Linked DNA regions of Mus musculus: region 2 is linked to region 1. Evidence: chromatin loops called from intact Hi-C (ENCODE). Cell type or tissue: heart. All regions are shown on one strand. Each heading gives the region's core, and the rest is flanking DNA. Links, peaks and the distances in the headings are about the cores only.

Region 1 (10,203 bases), core at 1,125-9,124:
TTTCCAACTCCTGGGGTTCAGCAGCACCCCTTCCTCAGCCTCCGCAGATGGCTGTGTCTCACTAGAAGCATAAGCAATGGTCTGTTCTGGGGACACCTGTATGAATGTCATGGAACACCTATGCTAACACCATCAGGATGCAGAATGATGCACCAGTCTTACACACTTTCTGGGACTCCAGTGTAAGAAGCCCTCACGGAATTCCACAACCCTGCATGCACTCCTCTCTATGTAAGACTCCCACTGTCCTGAACTGTATGGCTGACCCCCATGGTCTCTATTCACCCACCATAACAATTCCTCGAAGGTGGGGACAGCTGAAACAAGGAAACCCCTTCCATCTCGACAGCCACCAGCCTACTCCACAGGCAGTGCCACACACTTGGCTAATGCCCTTATCTTGAACGTGGCTTTCAACCCTTGCTAGAGGCTGTCTGTAAAGAACAAGATATAAACTACCCAAGGAAAGGATTCACTGTCTTTCCCAATCTAGTTTCAAGTTCCTCTGTCCCACCTTATCAGCCTCTTAAAATTCTTTCAGCTTCAATTTAATGCAGTGCTATCAATATGGATTTAAATCTCTTCTTCCCCCCAGTTTGAGCCAATCTCCTGCCTCCTCCCTACACACATCTACAGTGCCCGGTACTCGCCCTTGAACCTTTATTAGATTTAGTCTAAGCCACTCTCCCCATTCAAACCTGGGGACTATTTATCTTCACCCTCACAACCATCTTCCAACTGGTTTCGAGTCCTTGTCTGCCAGGCGTGAAGAGACAGGAATGTACAAAAGTCCCGATCCAGAAGCAGACACCCTCCAGTAAACGACCTTGAACGCGTGCCCTCAGGGCAGCTCTCCTAACTGTGGGTGCCCTTAGGCATGAGGTGTCTCATCTCTGCAACACTCTGCCGCCAGAACCCAAACCAGCAAGCTCTGCCCTGGGGGAGGCGGGCTATGTTGTCATATGATTCTCTAATCACATGATCCCTAGAAATGGGGTGTGGGGAGAAAGAGGAAAGGGAGGAGGAATGTGAACTGAGTAGAAAAGAAACACAGCATTCCAGGAGAGTCCCGCCTCTACGTAGACAAGTAACCAATGGAAGCCCTGGATCTCCGAGCAATGGCTAATGGAAATTGAGGTGGGCGGGCCATCGTGCGGCCAAGCCCTAGTCCTGGAGCTGACCGCCAGATGCCTCCCAGGGAGCCCGGACCCCGACGCAGGTAGGAGGACCCTCTGCAGACAATCTCCCCGGCTACTGTCCAGAGGTCCAGAGGCCTGACCAGGCTGCCTGTGCAATTGAGGGTCCTCTGGAGTCTCAGCTCAGAGACAAGAGAAGACCTGCCTCTTGAAACTCCCCTAGGGGTTTCTGATGCACTAACGAGGTTGTTTTTTTCTTTTCTTTTTTGGAGGGGTGGGGGCAGTTGTTGTAGAGACACCTCCCCGCACCCCCTCCCCCCCAATAAGAGGCTTCTCTTGCCCAGCATGTCGGAAAGCTGCAGGCCTTTCTCCAGGACAGGAACCACCCCACTCTTGGGCCAGCTCCTCTCTTGTCCGTACTTCCCACCTCTGTCTCCAGGTCCGGCTCTTTCTCTTTCGGACGCTGCAAGTGTTCTCTGCGGCGGCGTGCATTGGGTGGGGATCTCCGGCCCTTGGCCCCCAGAGCTCAAAGGGGTTGCGAGCAGGACCAGGGCGTGATGGCTGAGTCCCTGGGTTGTGTCAGCTTTATTTCCTTTCTTGGGGGGCGAGAGAGCTAATTTCCGCCTCTCCCCGCCACTTTTCCCCCGCTGCCTCTCATCTGGATTGGCTCACCTTTTAGGAAATTCATTTCCCCTCGACACTCAGAGTTGGGGGGTGCCACCTAGTGGAAGATGTCGGAGCTAGGGCTTTGAAAGGCTCCAGTTCTCCCTAGCTGTGTAGTGTAGAGGTGGCCAGGGGCTCACCACTCCCTAGCCCCGTTGAGAGGAACTGGGTCTTCCCTACCCCTTCCTGGTTAGGAGATGGCCTCTGGGATGTTCTTTGAATTAGGTGAAAGGGCACTTGAAAAGACCTAGAGAAGGAAAGAGAAAGATGGCAGATCCTTCTATGTAGCCCAGGCTGGCCTGGGATTCACCTTATAGCCCAAGTTGGCCTGGCACTTGCAACCCTCCTACCTCAGCCTCCCAAATGCTGGGATCAAAAGCATGCCTGCCATGTGTGGGTGGCATTTCCTGTCTTTCATAGCCACCAGTGTCCAGGCAGAGAAGAATTGAGACACAGGGAGCAATTTCTGACATAGAGTGTCACTTCCAGGACTAAAACCCAAGTCTCTGTACCTACTTTTTAAATATTTTATTATTATTATTATTATTATTATTATTATTTTTTTTTTTTTTTTTTTTTTTTGGTTTTTCGAGACAGGGTTTCTCTGTGTAGCCCTGGCTGTCCTGGAACTCACTCTGTAGACCAGGCTGGCCTCAAAACCAGAAATCTGTCTGCCTCTGTCTCCCAAGTGCTGGGATTAAAGGTGTGCACCACCACCGCCCGGCTCCCACCCTGTTTCTATCCTGCTTGGGTCACCTGCCAGAAAAATGCTCTGTCCTGTCCTGTTTGGACCTCTGGCCTCTGGGATTCAGGGTCCTTCTCTGACAATATTCAGGGAGACCAGTTGGCATATGAACCCAGTCCCATATCCCGTCTTTTTTCCCTGACTTGATCCTTAGGCATGGATTTGAAAAGTGAAAGTAATATTATAATTACTGTTTTGCATAGTTGTTGCAGAGAAATACAGTAAGGAGAGGGAGAAAGACTCCCTAGAGGGTCTTTGAATATTGTTGGGTCATTCTGGGTTGCTGGGTAGGCCAGCTGGGCTGGGGAAAGGCTTATTAGGGAAGTGAGAGGCTCGGTTCCTCCTGCTGAGGCAGTGAGGCACTGTGCTGGGTCTTCCCACTTGCAGCTGAGTTTCGGTTTCTGAGGGGGGAGAGACGGAGGCGGTCCGTTTGAGGTGCCCTGGTGATGTCGGGAAGGGCTCACCATGAAGTTAGCTTTAAGGCTGATCCAGTCTCTGTGTCCCCTTCCCTTGGGTGGGGTGGGGGGACAGTTGTGGGTAGGCGGTGGCTGGCCCATAGGGAAGCCAGACCAGACCCCACTGACCACTGCACTTCTGTTTTTACAACTTTCTCCACTGCTCGGTTTCCCATATGATCATGTGACTGATGACTGTCCCTCTCCATCCCCCAAGGCTTTTGAAAGCTACAGGTGGCAGTTCAGTGCCGGCAGTGGGGCTGGCCATCCTCCTGTGTCTGCTGAGGTCTCCTCTGCCTCCCAGTTAGCCCACAGTCCCATAGATAAAGCCACAAAAGCCACATGCCTTCCTGACTGCCATACCCCGTGCCCCCCCCCCCCACTTACCCAGAGTCTCAGCCGTATGTGAGGCCATGAATCCACACGTGTTCATGCCCACAGTGTGTGCCAGCTGACGCATGTGCGCTTGCTGCACACTGGTAGGACGCTGACACAAGCGACACATCTGCTTGCTTTCCTGTTGGCTTGTTGAGAAGACTCAATGAAGCCAGGGCCTTGGTCAGAGCACAGGGGAGTGCGTGGCCTCAGAGTAGAAGGTGGCACAGAGTTTAAGGTGGCTGCCAAACTTTGCTTGGCATTTGTAGGCAGACCATGTGGGTCCTGATGAGCTGGCTGGCCTTCGCGGCAGGGCTGGTAGCCGGAACACAGTGTCCAGATGGGCAGTTCTGCCCTGTTGCCTGCTGCCTTGACCAGGGAGGAGCCAACTACAGCTGCTGTAACCCTCTTCTGGTGAGTGCCTCCTGCCCCAGTTGGCACCCCGGGCCTTTTGAAGGGCTGGCTACCTTGGATTGACCAGAGCAAGGCTGGCACAGACCCTTTGGTTGATGTCATCTCTTCTTTCCAGGACACATGGCCTAGAATAACGAGCCATCATCTAGATGGCTCCTGCCAGACCCATGGCCACTGTCCTGCTGGCTATTCTTGTCTTCTCACTGTGTCTGGGACTTCCAGCTGCTGCCCGTTCTCTAAGGTGACAGTGCCATTGGCTTGGGGAGTTGGGGTGTGTGTGTGTGTGTGTGCTTAAAATCTGTGTTTACCTCTTTCCTTCACTCTAATAGTCCCAAGCAAAAGCGTCTTGCTCACACAGACCTCTCTGTGTCCATAGGGTGTGTCTTGTGGTGATGGCTACCACTGCTGCCCCCAGGGCTTCCACTGTAGTGCAGATGGGAAATCCTGCTTCCAGATGTCAGGTGCTGTGGGGCACAGGGGAGGGGGGCATGTGGGGAGGGACATCGGGTGGCACCTGAAGGGCCCAGGAGCCCAACCGCCTGGGTGGCCCTGATTCCAGAACAGAGGGGCAGTTCTGAGAGAAGAAGGTGACAGATAAGGATGCCGAATTAGGGGTCTGGGGACACGGAGAGGCCATGCTGGAGTGGTTTAACACCACTGGATGCCTTAGTTGTCTCTCTGCAGTAGGGGCTACCTGGGAGATCACCTAAGCCCTGGGACTGGCCACTAAACCTCCTGTAGCTGGACCAGCAGTTCCTTCTTGACGGTCCTGGTGAATGGCCTTTGCTGACTAGATTAATGGAATTCTGGGTTCTTCTATTTGCAGATAACCCCTTGGGTGCTGTCCAGTGTCCTGGGAGCCAGTTTGAATGTCCTGACTCTGCCACCTGCTGCATTATGGTTGATGGTTCGTGGGGATGTTGTCCCATGCCCCAGGTACAGGTGTAGGGAAATGGTGACTAGCGGGTAGCGGGGTGGAACTGGGACCTGGGGCTGATGCAGATGGATTGAGGATTATCTGTCTCTTCTCAGGCCTCTTGCTGTGAAGACAGAGTGCATTGCTGTCCCCATGGGGCCTCCTGTGACCTGGTTCACACACGATGCGTTTCACCCACGGGCACCCACACCCTACTAAAGAAGTTCCCTGCACAAAAGACCAACAGGGCAGGTGAGGAGGCTGGGAGCCACCCAGCCAGCAGCACCTGGGGGGTGAAGCCACATTTGACTCTTGGATGGGAAAAAGTCCCCACCATCCTGGCAACCCCTCCACATGCCTCATTGCTCTTTCAGTGTCTTTGCCTTTTTCTGTCGTGTGCCCTGATGCTAAGACCCAGTGTCCCGATGATTCTACCTGCTGTGAGCTACCCACTGGGAAGTATGGCTGCTGTCCAATGCCCAATGTGAGTGAATGGCTGGATTCCCCTGAGCCCATATATAGTCTTACAAGGAGGCTCCAAGCACTGGGCTGATCCCTGAGAGCTCTAAGGCTCATGCTGCCCCCTAGTGGCGGTTTGAAATAGTGTACGCTATCAGCCTGGCTCGCTCCCTGTCCTCACTACTGGAGTTCAGAGACTTATACTTGTCCCAACCTAGGCCATCTGCTGTTCCGACCACCTGCACTGCTGCCCCCAGGACACTGTATGTGACCTGATCCAGAGTAAGTGCCTATCCAAGAACTACACCACGGATCTCCTGACCAAGCTGCCTGGATACCCAGGTACAGGACCAAACTAGACCCCATTTCATTCCCTCAATAAAGAGGGGTTCTTGTCAGTTATGGAATGGCTATCAGCTGGGTGGGTTTTGATGGCCGCATGGAGGGACCTGGCAGTTGTAGACCCTCTCCACTGGCCTTGCATGAGGCTCACTGTGACTGGGTTAGCTGTGTGCTCCGTTCTCCGCACCTGGTCCCACTGCCTTTGATGATTTGGTCTCTGCCCACCTCACAGTGAAGGAGGTGAAGTGCGACATGGAGGTGAGCTGCCCTGAAGGATATACCTGCTGCCGCCTCAACACTGGGGCCTGGGGCTGCTGTCCATTTGCCAAGGTACCTGGGAGCAGTGGGCACTGCAGTCCAAGCGGAAGGGGCAGCCAGCTTGGTACCAGTGCTTATTGGCTTTGCCCTGTCTACCTTAGGCCGTGTGTTGTGAGGATCACATTCATTGCTGCCCGGCAGGGTTTCAGTGTCACACAGAGAAAGGAACCTGCGAAATGGGTATCCTCCAAGTACCCTGGATGAAGAAGGTCATAGCCCCCCTCCGCCTGCCAGACCCACAGATCTTGAAGAGTGATACACCTTGTGATGACTTCACTAGGTGTCCTACAAACAATACCTGCTGCAAACTCAATTCTGGGGACTGGGGCTGCTGTCCCATCCCAGAGGTAACATAGAAAGGGAGGCAGCCCTGAGGGGGTAGAGATAGCATCTTGGCCTGGGCAGGTGGGTGGCAAGAGTCCCGTGGCTTTATTTCTTCTGCACTCTGTCTAGTCCAGGGTGGGTACCCAGTGCTGTGACCTGTCCCCAGCAGGAGAAGCTATGAGCTAGAGAGGTAGACTCCCATGGTCCTCTGTAGGGACATTCTTCTCTGCCCACCCCTAGGCTGTCTGCTGCTCAGACAACCAGCATTGCTGCCCTCAGGGCTTCACATGTCTGGCTCAGGGGTACTGTCAGAAGGGAGACACAATGGTGGCTGGCCTGGAGAAGATACCTGCCCGCCAGACAACCCCGCTCCAAATTGGAGATATCGGTTGTGACCAGCATACCAGCTGCCCAGTAGGGCAAACCTGCTGCCCAAGCCTCAAGGGAAGTTGGGCCTGCTGCCAGCTGCCCCATGTGAGTCTCCACCCCACCGCCCTGGGGGAAGGGAGCTGTGTTCTTGGGATATGAGTGTGATCCCATCCCCTCGCTCCACAGGCTGTGTGCTGTGAGGACCGGCAGCACTGTTGCCCGGCCGGGTACACCTGCAATGTGAAGGCGAGGACCTGTGAGAAGGATGTCGATTTTATCCAGCCTCCCGTGCTCCTGACCCTCGGCCCTAAGGTTGGGAATGTGGAGTGTGGAGAAGGGCATTTCTGCCATGATAACCAGACCTGTTGTAAAGACAGTGCAGGAGTCTGGGCCTGCTGTCCCTACCTAAAGGTCAGTGTGACCCTGACTCTGGGGCTGGGTGTGGCCATGGGCTGTATTCTGCCCTGTCTAGTACTTACTCTCCTTTGACTATCCAGGGTGTCTGCTGTAGAGATGGACGTCACTGTTGCCCCGGTGGCTTCCACTGTTCAGCCAGGGGAACCAAGTGTTTGCGAAAGAAGATTCCTCGCTGGGACATGTTTTTGAGGGATCCGGTCCCAAGACCGCTACTGTAAGGAAGGGCTACAGACTTAAGGAACTCCACAGTCCTGGGAACCCTGTTCCGAGGGTACCCACTACTCAGGCCTCCCTAGCGCCTCCTCCCCTAACGTCTCCCCGGCCTACTCATCCTGAGTCACCCTATCACCATGGGAGGTGGAGCCTCAAACTAAAACCTTCTTTTATGGAAAGAAGGCTGTGGCCAAAAGCCCCGTATCAAACTGCCATTTCTTCCGGTTTCTGTGGACCTTGTGGCCAGGTGCTCTTCCCGAGCCACAGGTGTTCTGTGAGCTTGCTTGTGTGTGTGTGCGCGTGTGCGTGTGTTGCTCCAATAAAGTTTGTACACTTTCTGAATAGTATCTGATTTGTTGCGCCAGGGCCCTCTGATACCAGCATTCCCCATAGGAAAAAAAAAATCACACATACACATACACATACACACACACACACACACACACACACACACACACACACACACACACACACAGAGAGAGAGAGAGAGAGAGAGAGAGAGAAAGACAGAGCTTTAACCTCACCAGCTTTGTATTTTTTTTGTTGTCAAGAGTGTTATCACATTATCCTCTAGTCTCCAGGATCGCCCCAGCCACCAGCCCTGTGACATCCAAGCAGCACCCCTCCCCTCCCAAGGGTCCACAGAGATTGCCCCTCCCTTCCCAGCCCTCACCCTAGCAGCTGAGGCTGGCTCGCCCCTCCTGCTCTCCCACAATAGATCTTTCTATGTACAGCCACGTTTATACAGGCACTGCTCCCCCACCCCAGCCCTCTTCCCCAGCCCCTCCCATGGGGGACCGGGTCCCTCCCACCTCCCTCTGTTTGGAGGCCAATCCAGGGTCCCTTCCCAAGACACTCCCCCAGCACATACCACAGATGAGCTCTGCCGACCCCTGAGCTCTTCTCCGGGATAAGAGCGCATGCCCCTCCGCCATAGCATCCCGGGGCGCGCACTCTGGGAACCTGCAGGGGCGGTGGGTGACCCCCGGGCCGCACTACTTGACGTTGAACACCATTAGCGGCCGCTCCTCCCGCCGCTGCCACGGGCTCTTCTTGTCGCCAGCCTCGTCGCCCACCTCCGCCCCCAGCTCGTCCTCCGGGCTGGTGAGCGAATCGCGCCGCAGCTCACTGGCGCTGCTGCGGGAACTGTCCCCACGGCTGCGGCCCCGACCCCTGGGTACCGTGGCTGCCCGGCCTTCGGGTGCCACCACCTCGTCCAGCAGGGGCGTTAGCGAGTTGTCCTCCGGCGAGCAGAGGCCGGTGCGGCTCTCGCTGCTGCTGGGCTCTGTGTCTTCGCTGAGCGCCAGGCGCGGGGGCGCGGGCGGCGGCGGCGCGGGCAGCTGCGCGCGCTCCCGCTCTTCCCTCGGGAGCCGGCGGCGCGCAGGTCGAGCCTCGTGCACGTCGACGCCTGAGTCCAGGCTGGCATCGGTGCTGCGGCCGCCGCTGCCCGCCTGCAGGTCGATGTAGGAGTGGCGCACTTGTGAATTGGAACGTCCGTCCAGGGATACGAACCAGGCGCGCGGGTGAGGCTTCACTCCCAGTTCCAGCAGCTTCTTCTCGGTTAGAGCCTGCAGCTCGCCGTTGAGCTGCGCCATGGTGGACTCGTTGAACAGCACCGGAATGGTGACCGAGCCGCTGACCGGTGCGGAGCGCCCGCCGCCCCAGCCCTCGCCGCCACCGCTGTCGCCTCCCGCACCCGCGTGGCCCTGCATCAGGGGGCGCTGGGGGTCGGGTTGAGGGAAGGGGCGCGCGGGGCCGGCGGCCGAGCCCTCCGGCGGGGTGGCTTCGTCGCCCACTCCCGCGGCGCCCGCCTCTCCGCCCAGGCGCACATAGTGTGCGGGGATCACCAGGGTGGGCATGACATTGCGGTACACGTTGTCCTTGAGGTGGTCGATGGAACCGCAGAAAATGAGCTGGCCCGGTTGGCTGAGGGACGGCGGCCGCGCCAGCTGGTCTACCGACTGTGACAGCAGAAAGTCGGGGGTCTTGCTCTCGGCCGCCCCCTTGTGGCCCAGATAATGGTCGAAGGATGGCGGCGGCGAGGGAGGCTCATGCAGGAAGGCCGCGGCCCCGGCTGGACCCCGCCGGTATTCGTCCAGGCTGGGCTCCAGCCCGCCAGGACCCTCGACGGAGCGGGCGCTCTTGAGCCCGGCACCCTCAACGGTGCGGGCACCAGGAGGCTCGGCGGCCGGTCGGCTGGCGGAGCGCGGTTTGGCACGGAAGAAGTCATCCCGCGAGGATGCTAAGTCTCGGGAGCTGGAGAAGGCCGAGTGTAGGGAGCCTGGGGGAGGGGCCTCGGGGTCTCCCGACGACGTAGGCTCCAGGGGTCCCCCGCAGATGAGATGGAGTTGAGACATCGACGTAGCCTGATCTCGTTTGTTGTCCGAGGGGCCGGAGAGCTGCAGCTTGCGGTGCTGTTGTCTAGGCTTCAAGCAGCGTCTTCTGCAGAGGAGGAAAGAGACAGGCGCTCAGGGATGCCGAAAGTAAAGGTATTTCCGTAAACCGCCACAGCTGCTGACATAAGGGATGGAGACAGCAGTGAGGTGGAGATGAAGGATGCCTGGAACATTCGAGAGAAATGGTGGGGGACCCAGATGATGTCTAGAAGCTGTTTGTAGAAAGAAGATCATTCATCTAGGAGCTGCACCCGTTCAGCTTCATGGGGGTAAACTTGGCAACGTTTGGCATGTACAGCAGCTAGGAGTGCCTGCTCTGGGAGTGAGAGCTGGGCTGGTTGGAGCCGCGATTGGAGTCTCTGCAGAGGCAAGGCCTGCAGGTCCTGCCATCTGTCACCCCATTCTCTAAAGCCACCAGTCTCTGGAGTCTTAGCTTTTGCATTGGCATTCTTTCCTGGAAGCACTTTAAGGATCTTCTAGAAGCATCTTTGGGACCCCAGTGCAGAGCACAGGAGCAGGGCTTGGGATGTGGTGAGAGAAGGTGGGACAGGGCCCCAGGTGAACTCACCTGCAGTAGTAGATCAGTAGACACAGCAGAATGAGCACCAGCAGCGCCAGGGCAGCCAGGATCGTCAGCAGGAAGATTGTGTGGTAGGTGCCA
Region 2 (10,203 bases), core at 1,473-9,472, 210 kb before region 1:
TACCTGGGGGTGGGGGTGGGAGTGGGGGTGGCAAGGGCCCCAGGGCCGATCTTGCTTCCATTCTCCAAGCACAGCCCGGGCTTCACTGTCCAGCAAGGCACCCTGTCCGCCTGGCTGCTTGCCATTATCCCCCTATGAGTTTAGACACCTGCTCCTGGCATCTCAAAACATCCTCTCTCCAGACTGCCAGGCTGCCAGGAGTTGTATTTATTTGCCTGTCTAAGATAACAGCCGCCCGCCTGCCCTCTGCATAGACCCTTCTCCCACCAGGGCCTTCCACGAAACACGAGAGGCAGCCCAGACTCTAACAGGCTGTACATCAGAACTGCCAAAGGAGGAGTTTAAATGTTGCTTCCCCCAGAGGTCCTGCAGACTCGGAACCTGCCTTAGACCACATCTCCTTGGCAATTCTGTTGCCATTTCAAAGCCAGAGAACCACTGTCTCCCAGTCCCTGGACTGCCTGCACTCATTCCTGTTGACAATCTGACAGCTGTTACAGCTGTGTGTGGACACGGTTAATCTGACTTCCTGTCTGGCAGCTGTGCAGAGGGGAAGGGACAGCTGAGGGTCTCAAAAACAAGATGAGGTAGCAGGCCATGGGGGCAGGAGAGGCTGTCTGCCTCTGTTCTTAGGCTCATCTTCTTTTGAGCCAAATCGCCTTCAGGGAGAGAGATAATTGGCCAAGTAGTTTCAAGTATTTGTGGGGGAAGACTACTCCTAGACACCCCAGGAGTGGGGCAAGAATGAGCCCTATTCTCTAGGAGTACAGATTTTGGAGGTATAGGTGGGCCTCCCACATAAGGTTGTACAAGTTGGGTACTGCAGATGGGTACCCAACTGAAGGGACAAACTGGAGTTTGACCAGCCCATGCTCTGGTTGCTAAGCCATAGACACTAGCTCTGAGGACACACCCACCCAGACAAAGGACTGTTTTTAAAGAAATGTGAGAGAAAGCTTTTGTGTAGGTTAACAATGGCCCCACACAGACAGACCTGAGTTCAAATCTAAGCGTCTACTTATTCTGTGCTCTGGGTAAATTCTTTCACATCTCTAACCCTTCTCCACTATGGGACGAGGGTAGTAACATCCCTTCCTAAAAGATACCAGTAAGGAAAGTCCCGGGTATCCCTGTCGCCTCGTGGATTACAATATTAGTTCCACTCAAGTCCTGCCCTTCCTATCTTCCTGGCATCCCCACACCTACACATTCCTGACGCACAGCCATGCTCGGAATGGCCTCAGGAGCCTAAATAGGAACAGGCAGGGAAAGCCCCGGCTGCAAACCTGAACCCCGTGGGACTTCCCAACATCCAGAGCATCCTTCCTGGCACAAACCAGACTTGGCCTCCCTCGGCTGGGAGAGAAGCCTCCTCAGCCATTCTTTCCCCCAGGATCCAAGGCCTCGGCTCAACCAGAAATGTACAAGGGGACATCGGAGCCCCACTCTGCAACCACTGGGAACCCCACAGTGGAAAGATCACAGGATCCTCAAGCTAGGGCCGAGCCTAGTATATGGAGGTGCCCGCTGCACACTGGGCAGTCACAGGGTAACTAGACAGAGACACCACGAGCCATCCACAGTGGAAGGGGAAATCGGCCCCTTTCCCCTTCCTTGAGCAAGAAGAGCCGAGTGAGTGTCTCTCTCTCCCTCTCCGGCTCACTCACCCTTAGGTGCTCACTGTAGCTGTCTCTATCCAGCCACCAGGTCAAGCCCTAGAATAGCACCCAGGCATCCTGCCAGAAGGCGGGCCCTCCACCTCCTCATCCAACACTCATTCATCTAAGTACCACCCACAGTGCTAGGTGTGTGTGTGGTGGTGGTGGGGGGGGGGTATTAGCAGCCAACAAGACAGACAGCAGAGGAAGCAAAAGCTGTCCCTAAGTAAGAGTTCCCAGGACCTGCTGCTACAAGGGACAGAGAGGCAGGATCTTGGAAGGCCCCTTGGGCTGGGACACCAGCAACACCATCCGAGAAAGCACCCCTGGAAACCGGCTTTGTCAGCTGTAGGCTTCTGTCTCTCGTCTGGAGACTGCTCAAGAAATTGGAGGGAGAGGGTGTGTGGTGAAGGGAAAAGGGACTGCAGGGAAACACCAGGCTTCTGGGCCCTCATGGCCATGTTTATCTAGGGAGGATTTTTTTTTTAACCCAAAGGTTAAAGTGTTTCTATTTGAAACGACTATTTACATTCCAGAGTCCAAAAAAAAAAAAAAAAAAAAAAAGGCAGCCAAGCTCCAGGCCTATATCTGTCCCCAGCCGCGTCACAGACACGGCATCAGAACTGTTCAGGGGAACATTCTTAGCCCTCTCCCTGAGCTGCTAGGGTGACTCACACCTCCCTCCTGCCAGCAGGGACTGCGCCACACTCAGAAGGCCAGGTTGGAAGGGGGGGGGGGGGGGAGTTGGAGATCTAGAGAGAAGGATTGGCTGGGGTATATCCAGGGATAGAAGAACACGGTCCCAAACTTTCAGGGTTTCTAGGGTCTGAACCAAAGAAGAGTAAACAAGAGGGAACTTGGGGCCAACTGGCAGCTCAGTGCAGAGTGGGTGACCAGCTAGAAGCCACCCTAGGCGATGCTCCTCAGACATTCCTTAACCTCCCAGGAGACCACGTGAATATGCAGAAGCCACTGAGGGTTGAGGACAGGGGCTATAGCTCCATTAGTCCTGAGCAAGCAGCAGCCTTTTGGGCTCCATCCCAGGGATTTGGTAAGCACACTGCAGGGCTGGTCTCCACGACTATGCCCTATCCTAGGATATTGAACGGACATCCCTATCCACGTCCGAGCTGACAGCAAATCACGTTCCAAGGATTTTCCAAACCTTCCCAAAACATTCTTCTGACTCGGCGCAATCCTACTCAAGTCTTAGCCCTGGACAGCAGAGAGCCAAATCACAGGTACCCACCAGAGAGAGATACAGCTTCCACCTTCTAATTGAAACCTTCAGATCCACACCCATGTATCCAGAGTCAAGAACTCTAGCGCGCGCGCACACACACACACACACACACACACACACACACACACACACACACATATTCTCTCTCTCGAAAGTACCAAGCCAGCCACTGCCAGGAGGGACCAAGCAGGCATGGGTCCAGCAGGCCCCTCCCTGGAGGAAGCATCTTGTGGTGCCAGCCTGGTGGCAACAGGTTCCTGGGAGTGACAGAAGGAGTGGCCAGCTCTGGGGGGACCCCACCCCCTACCAAGGATCAATAAAAAGCTCCCCCAGGGAAGGTGGGCAGGTCTAGGAATCCTCGAGCTGAGGTTAGGGGGGGAGGTCTTTAAGCCCACCTGTGGTCAAAATAACACATCCCTTATCCTCAGAAAGTGGGAAGAAACCACAGCCCAGGGAAGGAAGAGCTAGGAGGTAACTAGGAACTAAGCCAAAATCCTTAAACACCCCAGCTGCTAGTCTCTGCTCAACCCTATCCCAACAAGGCTCTTCCTAAGAGTCCATTCTCAGAAGCCTCCTGACCAAAAACTTGCCAAAGTCACTACCAGGTCAAAGCAAGCCACAGAGGCTCGGATTCTGACTCCTGCAGGTACTCCAGGCACAACTTCTTCCTCTGCTCAATTGTGGGGAGAGCAGGCAGCCTGAGACAGGTCACTGACCCACTTCCTCCCCCTCTGACCATGGTCCAACTAGGCCAGAATCCTCTAGGAAGCCCTAGCCCCTAGCAGCTGAGGCTGACCCTGCTGAAGGCAGAGGCACTGGAGGGATGAGGCGGAGGGTGGCTAGGAGGCACCGTGAAAGGACAGCCCTGGGCAAGGAAGGAAGGGAGGCTGCCTTAGAAGCACAGCTCTTCCAGTCCACGGATGTTCAACAAAACCCTCAAAGGCTGAAGCAGGACCCCGATGGAGGAAGACTCACAGTGAGGTGCTCAAACCAGGCGCCAGGATGCCCAAGAGCTGAGGGCAGGTGGGGACACGCAGCCACTTACCTGCCACAGGGATGCTGTGCAGAGGAGTCCGTGGCAGGATTTCCAAGGATGGTTCCCGGCCTGACATGCCATCTGCTGAGAAACAGGACTCGGTCTCATAGATGGTCTGCAGCATCTCCACAAGCCCCTGTGCCTTGGGCACCAGCAGCATGCCAGGGAGGGGCCGCCCGAGGCGGAAGCCGGTGAGGGAAAAGGTGGTCAGCGGGGCCAGCTGGCTGCTCAAGGACTCCCTCAGGCCACTGCCGCTGGGACCCACGAGGCAAGGAGGCACCTCATCCGGCCTGGGCGCGCTCCGGAGGCAGCAGACGCAGGGAGGCTAATGAGGCTGAAGGGCCTGCTCTCCGCTCCAGGAGCGTGGACCAAAGTCTGTCCAAAGGTTCCAGGAGTTGGGCTATGGCTGGGTGCTCAGGGGACAGGAAGGGGAGCTCAGTGGGCAGGCAGGCTCTCTCTGTGTTCCCTCCCAGAGCCACCGGTGACAGCTCTGGGCTTGGCTCCCTGCTCCTCCTCCCCGAATGAGCCGCCGGCAGCTGGCAGGAGACTGAAATAGCAGTTGGGGGAGGGCCCTGTCTATAAATAGGTGGAGCATGCTCAGGGAGCCGCCGGCTGGCTGCCAGGAGCCCAGGCCTGGCGGAGGCCCCATGGGGGGAGGCGCGTTCCACCCCAGGAGGAAGCGCCAGTCAAGGGGGAGGGGGGCAAGGGAGGCCTGCACTCAGGGCCAAGGCCACAGACCTGGGTGGCCAGTGGCTGGACTAGAGAAGGGTGCAGGCAGAGGACCCATGCATCTGGGGTCAGCTTTGGCCACTGCTGGGGGCAAACAACGGACTGGACACCAAGCAGCCAGCCTGGATCTTCTCTCTTCCCCCTTTCTGTGCAGAGCGAGGACAGGAATCAGAAAGACTAGGGAGAGGTGACAGACACCCAACCACCTGGTCTAACCTCGCACCTCCTCCTTACAGCCTGTGGAGTTTGTGTAACTTCTGCCTTCCCACAGAGCTGGGAGATGCCTTTTACTATCAGGGAGACCCTAAATAGCAGTGGGGTGGCAGCTCTCCCACCCATTCTGCAGTGCTCCCTCTGGCACTCGGCCTCTTCCCAGGGACCAGAGAGATTTTTCTGGGTTGGCTCTGCCCAGCCCAGGCAGGGGACTGGACAGCACCTGCCCATTCTCGGCTCAATCAATGCTTTCCTGGCAGCGTCCCCAGCTGAGGGCACCACAAGCCGCAAACATTGCCTTCGTGCTAACAACGACCACCAGCAAGAGGCCAAGATGGGGAAACCGAGGTACAGTACAGCGAGACGGAAGTCACTCTCCTCACAGAGCTGCTCACGTGATAGGGACCAGAGGTCTGAAGCACTGACCACCATAACTCATGGGCAGACTATGCACATCTGCCCCAGGTACAGGACCTCCAGCGCCCAAACAGGAAGACTTGGGGTTGGAGGCCCTCCAGCAGCTGTTAGCACCCTGGCCTGGCAGAGTAGCCTCAGCTCTCCACCTTCCTGGGCCATGGGGGTCACTGTACCATCAAAACTGGTGCCACTGCCAGTGTCACCTACTGTTGACCCCCCTTCTTCCCGAGTTGTGCCTCCCACTGATAGAGAGATCCCACTTGGCCCCCTGACCTCACTGCAGCCTTTTAATAGACCGGTTATTCCTGGGTCTGTAGGCTCCTCCCCCTTTCGTGACGTCACAGTTACTATTTTGGACCCCTCCTGGCCCCTCCTTGCCCCCCACTCCAGGCACAGAGCCAGGGACACCTGTCCTCTCTCTGGACTGGATGACCTCACCCTCCTGTCAGGAGCCTGGGAGAAGCAGTCCAACCAAGGACATGGTGGCTGTGACTCCAGAAACTCATCTTCCAAGTTTCTGCCAGGACTCCACCGGGGCCTCCTCCCTCAGGTTGGAAAACACACACAAGGGTGGTGGTGGTAGAGGCAAGCTTTCCCAAGCATGGTGAGATGCAGCCGATGCTGGGGTTCGGGGATTTGTTCCCCAGTGGTAGACCAGGAACTAAAGTGGGAGGAGGCTAAAGCTACAGCCAAGACAGATTCTAGATGGAAAGGCAGAAGACCTGTGCAATCTAGGAGCTTGGTACTGGAAACCATTGCCTGTCTACCGTCCCTCCTCCAGCTGCATCCAGATCAACTAGGTCTCTCAAGAAGAGAAGGGAAGACCAGAGGCTCTACCAGTGACAGTCCCAGCCAGACACAAGGGAGCCCAGAAGGCCGTGGGCAGCGGCCCCTCCCAGACGAGGCTCCACCCACCCACGCTGGGAACAACCAGAAGGGCTGGCTAGCCCTGTCCTGGCACACTCTTACCTGCCCCAGGCCCAGAAGAGAGTCAAGGAAGACCTGCTCAGGGGAGAAGAGCAGCTAGGACAAATTGAAAGCAAAGCGCCTGAGACCCTAGATTAGCCTGATGTCAAAAGAGGTCTCCCTTTTTTGTTGTTGTTGTTTTGAGACAGAGTCCTATTCTGTAGCCAAGGCTAGCCTTGAACACACAACTATTCTCCTGACTCAGCCTTTCCGCTGCTGAGACTACAGGTTTAAGCTATTAAACTTGGTAAAGAGGATTCCTCACAATTCTTTTGAGGACACAGGCACTCAAAGGCCAGGGCTCAGTGAGAACAACTGGCGCTATCATGACTTCTACTCTTTCCCAAGACAAGTCTCCATCTTCAACGCAATTCCCAAAAAGCTCTGAGGAAACGTGCTGGGATAGGTCTAGGGGGAGCAAGGACAAGCCTCTCTCTTCTTCCAAGATGCAAATGATGTAATGAGGTCTTCCTAATGTCTAGCCTCAGGCTTTCCTACTATAGCGCCCCCTTCTCCTGCCTACTTTCCCATCCCTTCCCATCCCTGGCTCCCGAGTCCCACCCTATAAATCTCCCAGAGTGCTCACTGAGGGTGTAGTCCACGAGACACATCCAGAACCAGCACCAGCAAGTTGAAGCCCAGCTTGGGCTACAGAACCAGCTCTGTTCTCCCAGCAGTGCCTCTGCTCCCGACTCTAAGGCTACACCCCGGCCTCCAAATCCTCTGAAGCTGGAGCAGAAGGAAGAGCCCAATGGTGCCTCCTCCAGCTCTGCCCAATCTCATTTCCTGGGCCCAAAGGCTGGCTTGGAGCCCTTACCAAAAGGGAAGAGAAGTCTTCTGCCCAAGGTCCAGAGACCCTGGACTAGGAGGTGCCCAGCAAGCATCAACCCTACTCCCCTGCAGTTCTTTCCTTTGAGCCTGATCACACTGGGACCTGTCAGTATGGCCGAGACACCACCACGACCCAGGTCCACAGTTAGCTACTGGCTGAATCTTCTCATTTAAACCCAACTGTAGGAAGACTATAGACACCCACTTTGTCATCTTCTACTTCCTCTCTGGGTTGATACTGCCTCTCCTCACCAGCCAGTCCTGAGCCTCCAATCCCTCTGGAAGGAAGCTGAGCAGAGGAAGAGAAAGCAGACTCCAATCAGCCAAGGCACCTATAGACAAAGGAGACCAAGGGTCTTCCCCCCCAGACCCCTGCCCGGGCCAGCGCTGACCCACTTTCTCCTCCGCTGGCTGGCTGCCTGCCCTCCCAGGGGCTCGGTAGCAGAGCCTGAGGCAGGGAGACAGGACGCCAAGGTTCCTGGCTCCACCCCACACCCATGCCCCAGTTTCTCTGGTCACCCCAAAGGGAGGGGGCAGTCGCCCTCCCTCCTGGGAAAGGAAAGGAGAGAAAGTATAGAGGGCGCTAGGAGGTGCTGGGCAGACAGGTGCTATCATGCGGTTCATCTTCCTCCCACGCAGGGCAGAAGGAACCTAGATGCCTTCTCCAGGGCCCCACCAACAAACATCTAGATGGGATCACGTGGCAGGCCACATTCCTGTCCTTCTCTAAGCCATGGCCCTGAGAACAGGGTACAACCAGGGCAGTTGAGGTCCTAGGTCCCAGGGAGGCTCTTCCAAGTCAAAGCTGCTACAAATCCTAGCCATCATTAACCCCATGCTGGGGAACGTACACACAGGACTGGCTCCAGAAAAAATAAAGAACCCCTCACCCCATTTGCACCCCACCCCACCCCCACCCCGCCTAAAGAAAAAGGTAGAGGGAAACAGACTGGCCTCTTCCAGGGAGCAGAGTTCCTCAGATGGCCAGAGAGGTAGACAGGTCAAGTACTAGCATGTAGCCCAGCCCAGAGATATAAAGAGAGAATGCCCACTGGCCAAAGTGGTGGGCCCAGAAGCTAACTGCTCCGTCTCCACCTGCCACACCTTAGCAGGAACTTGCATGCTGACTTTTTGGCTACGACTGAAGGGATGGACCATTTCCTGTCTTTTGGTCCACCACAGGCCAGCCTCAAAAAAAAAAAAAAAAGAAAAAGTTGTTCTTATGCTGAGAGGAACCAGGGAAGAGAGAGAAAGTGCCCTGCTGTGCTTGCCCTGCGGCTGTATGCCCTAAGAAGGGAGGACCGAATGAGCCAGGATGTGGGGAGAGATCGGTCATACTCGTCACCCCCTCCTGTCTGTAACCTGTCCTGGGGCTCCCAATCTTTCTTAGGGCCTTCTGCAAGGTGTCCACTTTGCTGTGGACACCTATGTGCTCTGAAAACAAAGTCACTTTATTATTGTGGAATTCCAGCTTCTTCCAGGCTTCAGGGCATCGGAGGAAGCCCCAACCCAGATGCCAGCTGAACTTGGAGAACAGATGCTGAGCCCCTTCAAAGAGTAAAAGCTGTGTGCAGACCGGTTGTCTCCATGCCACAGGGCAGCTGGACCCCACTAGAATAACCAGCCCCGGAGCTGTAGAAAAAAACTAAGGGAAGATCCACAGCAGGTCACCTCTCGGCACAAGACTCAACAGTCTTAAAATATAGTTCTATATCCTGTGCCCCTCTCTCTTTCTCCCTCCCATACACGGAAAAGACAGCATCTCCCCCTGCTGGGGGCAGCTGGAAAGCCAGCCAAGAGACAGGTCACCAAGAATACCTATCCTACCAGAGCTCAGAAGCTGCCAAGCTAGCAGAGATCTCCAGCTACAGCCCGCTCCCACCCAGCTCAGGCAGGATGGTTACGAGGAGAACCTGGACCATCAGTGACTAGAACACAGCCCTAGAAACTCGCTGCAAGAGCAAGAACCCCTATAGCTGGGAAATGTCCTCCCCAAGCTACCAACAGATGTCCCTGGGCAGCCTCTGCCTGTCTGATAGAAGAGCAGAGCTGAGGGACCGATGGATAGTCATCAGGCCTCTTCCTGTCCCTTTGATGACCAGAGGATGAGACAGGAAGCCAGAGCTCCAGAGCCCACCTGGTGCGACCCTTAGGGGTTTGAATGAAGGCGAGGGCAGGAAGACCCCAGTGGGAAATACAAAAGCAGTGAGAAGACAGCTGGGGAACGGCTCTCCCCAGTGTGGGGCTGGGTCCCTCCCTGCTTCTTGCAGCTCAGTTCTTATCCAATCCCCTCATCCTTCTTTTCTCTAGAAAATATCCATCTAACCATGCTTGCAGAAAAAGATACAGGACCAGGCAGTGCTGGGAAGGGCTAGGGTTGGGCGGGATACAGCAGGAGAGGCACTGACCATCTCAGACTGTTTACAAGGAGACAGCTAGGGGCAAGAGACAGCGATTACTCCGACCATGCTAACTTGCGACCTTCTGGGGAACTCCTGAGGGTCCGGCTCAAGTCATTTGGACACACCCTCATAGGCACACTCGTCGGGACACACCCAAACAGAGCTACCTTGTGTCCCACCCACAGACTATTCCTGGCAGCACCCAGCAAGGTCCTAGCAGAAAGGAATGGGAAATGGGAGTCAAAGACCCCCAACACAAGAATCCACCAAGAGGAAGAAGGTCATCTCCTTACACTCAGCAAAGAGCCAAGACTCTTCTACAAACACATAACCCCACTCCTATCCCTACACTGTATAGCCTAAGGCATTGGGCTCTTTAAAGCTCCACCAGGAAAAAGGTACAGCACAGGAAAAAGCCATCACCACGAGAAGTAGCACGAGCTGTCTCCAGGAAAACGCTTCCAACACTGTCCCAGGCTACCCAGGGAAAGTCACACCTCCATCTCAGGTACCCAAGGGCAGGCATGGGGCTGAGGGAGACCCAGGCTCTCCCAGAGCCGTGGATTCCCAGGTCTGTCTCACAGTTGGCCTCTGTTTTTTCATTTGTTTTTCCGGGAAGATTTTTGATGCTGTGACATTCTCCACTCCTGACCCCTTCAATCCCGACATCTCAGACACTGGCAGTCAGCTGGCCTGGGCGGGAAACCC

The links. A loop is a pair of places that touch in the nucleus more often than their neighbours do. Peaks named below come from ENCODE experiments on the same cell type or tissue, not always from the same donor. Only the 100,000 strongest peaks of a DNase experiment are listed, where the experiment ranks them.
Region 2: a loop joins it to region 1, with 3.0 times the contacts of the local background. A loop is called at or near these places in 3 of 42 quality-filtered maps.

What each region holds. Positions count from the first base shown.
Region 1 is chr11:102,429,322-102,439,524 of GRCm38, forward strand. It overlaps Grn (granulin), which reads left to right and starts at 1,186. Exons shown (of 13, transcript NM_008175.5): 1 at 1,186-1,219; 2 at 3,644-3,788; 3 at 3,904-4,029; 4 at 4,165-4,249; 5 at 4,615-4,724; 6 at 4,821-4,956; 7 at 5,079-5,188; 8 at 5,382-5,505; 9 at 5,738-5,835; 10 at 5,925-6,170; 11 at 6,388-6,621; 12 at 6,703-6,927; 13 at 7,014-7,488. The coding sequence starts at 3,651. The coding sequence ends at 7,151. It overlaps Fam171a2 (family with sequence similarity 171, member A2), which reads right to left. Exons shown (of 8, transcript NM_199200.2): 7 at 10,111-10,203; 8 at 7,660-9,588. The coding sequence ends at 8,142. In heart, for the core only: CTCF peaks have their summits at 1,862 (motif pointing left), 5,307 (motif pointing left), 5,509 and 8,371; DNase peaks (open chromatin) are centred at 1,770, 2,950, 3,870, 5,290 and 7 weaker places; H3K4me3 peaks cover 2,858 bases; H3K27ac peaks cover 2,937 bases.
Region 2 is chr11:102,214,470-102,224,672 of GRCm38, forward strand. Hdac5 (histone deacetylase 5) reads right to left here. Exons shown (of 27, transcript NM_010412.3): 3 at 3,947-4,018. Among named protein-coding and RNA genes, the nearest start is that of Mir8101, 11 kb to the right of the region's middle. In heart, for the core only: CTCF peaks have their summits at 4,482 and 8,868 (motif pointing left); DNase peaks (open chromatin) are centred at 1,822, 2,322, 4,522, 5,602 and 7 weaker places; H3K4me3 peaks cover 5,312 bases; H3K27ac peaks cover 6,556 bases.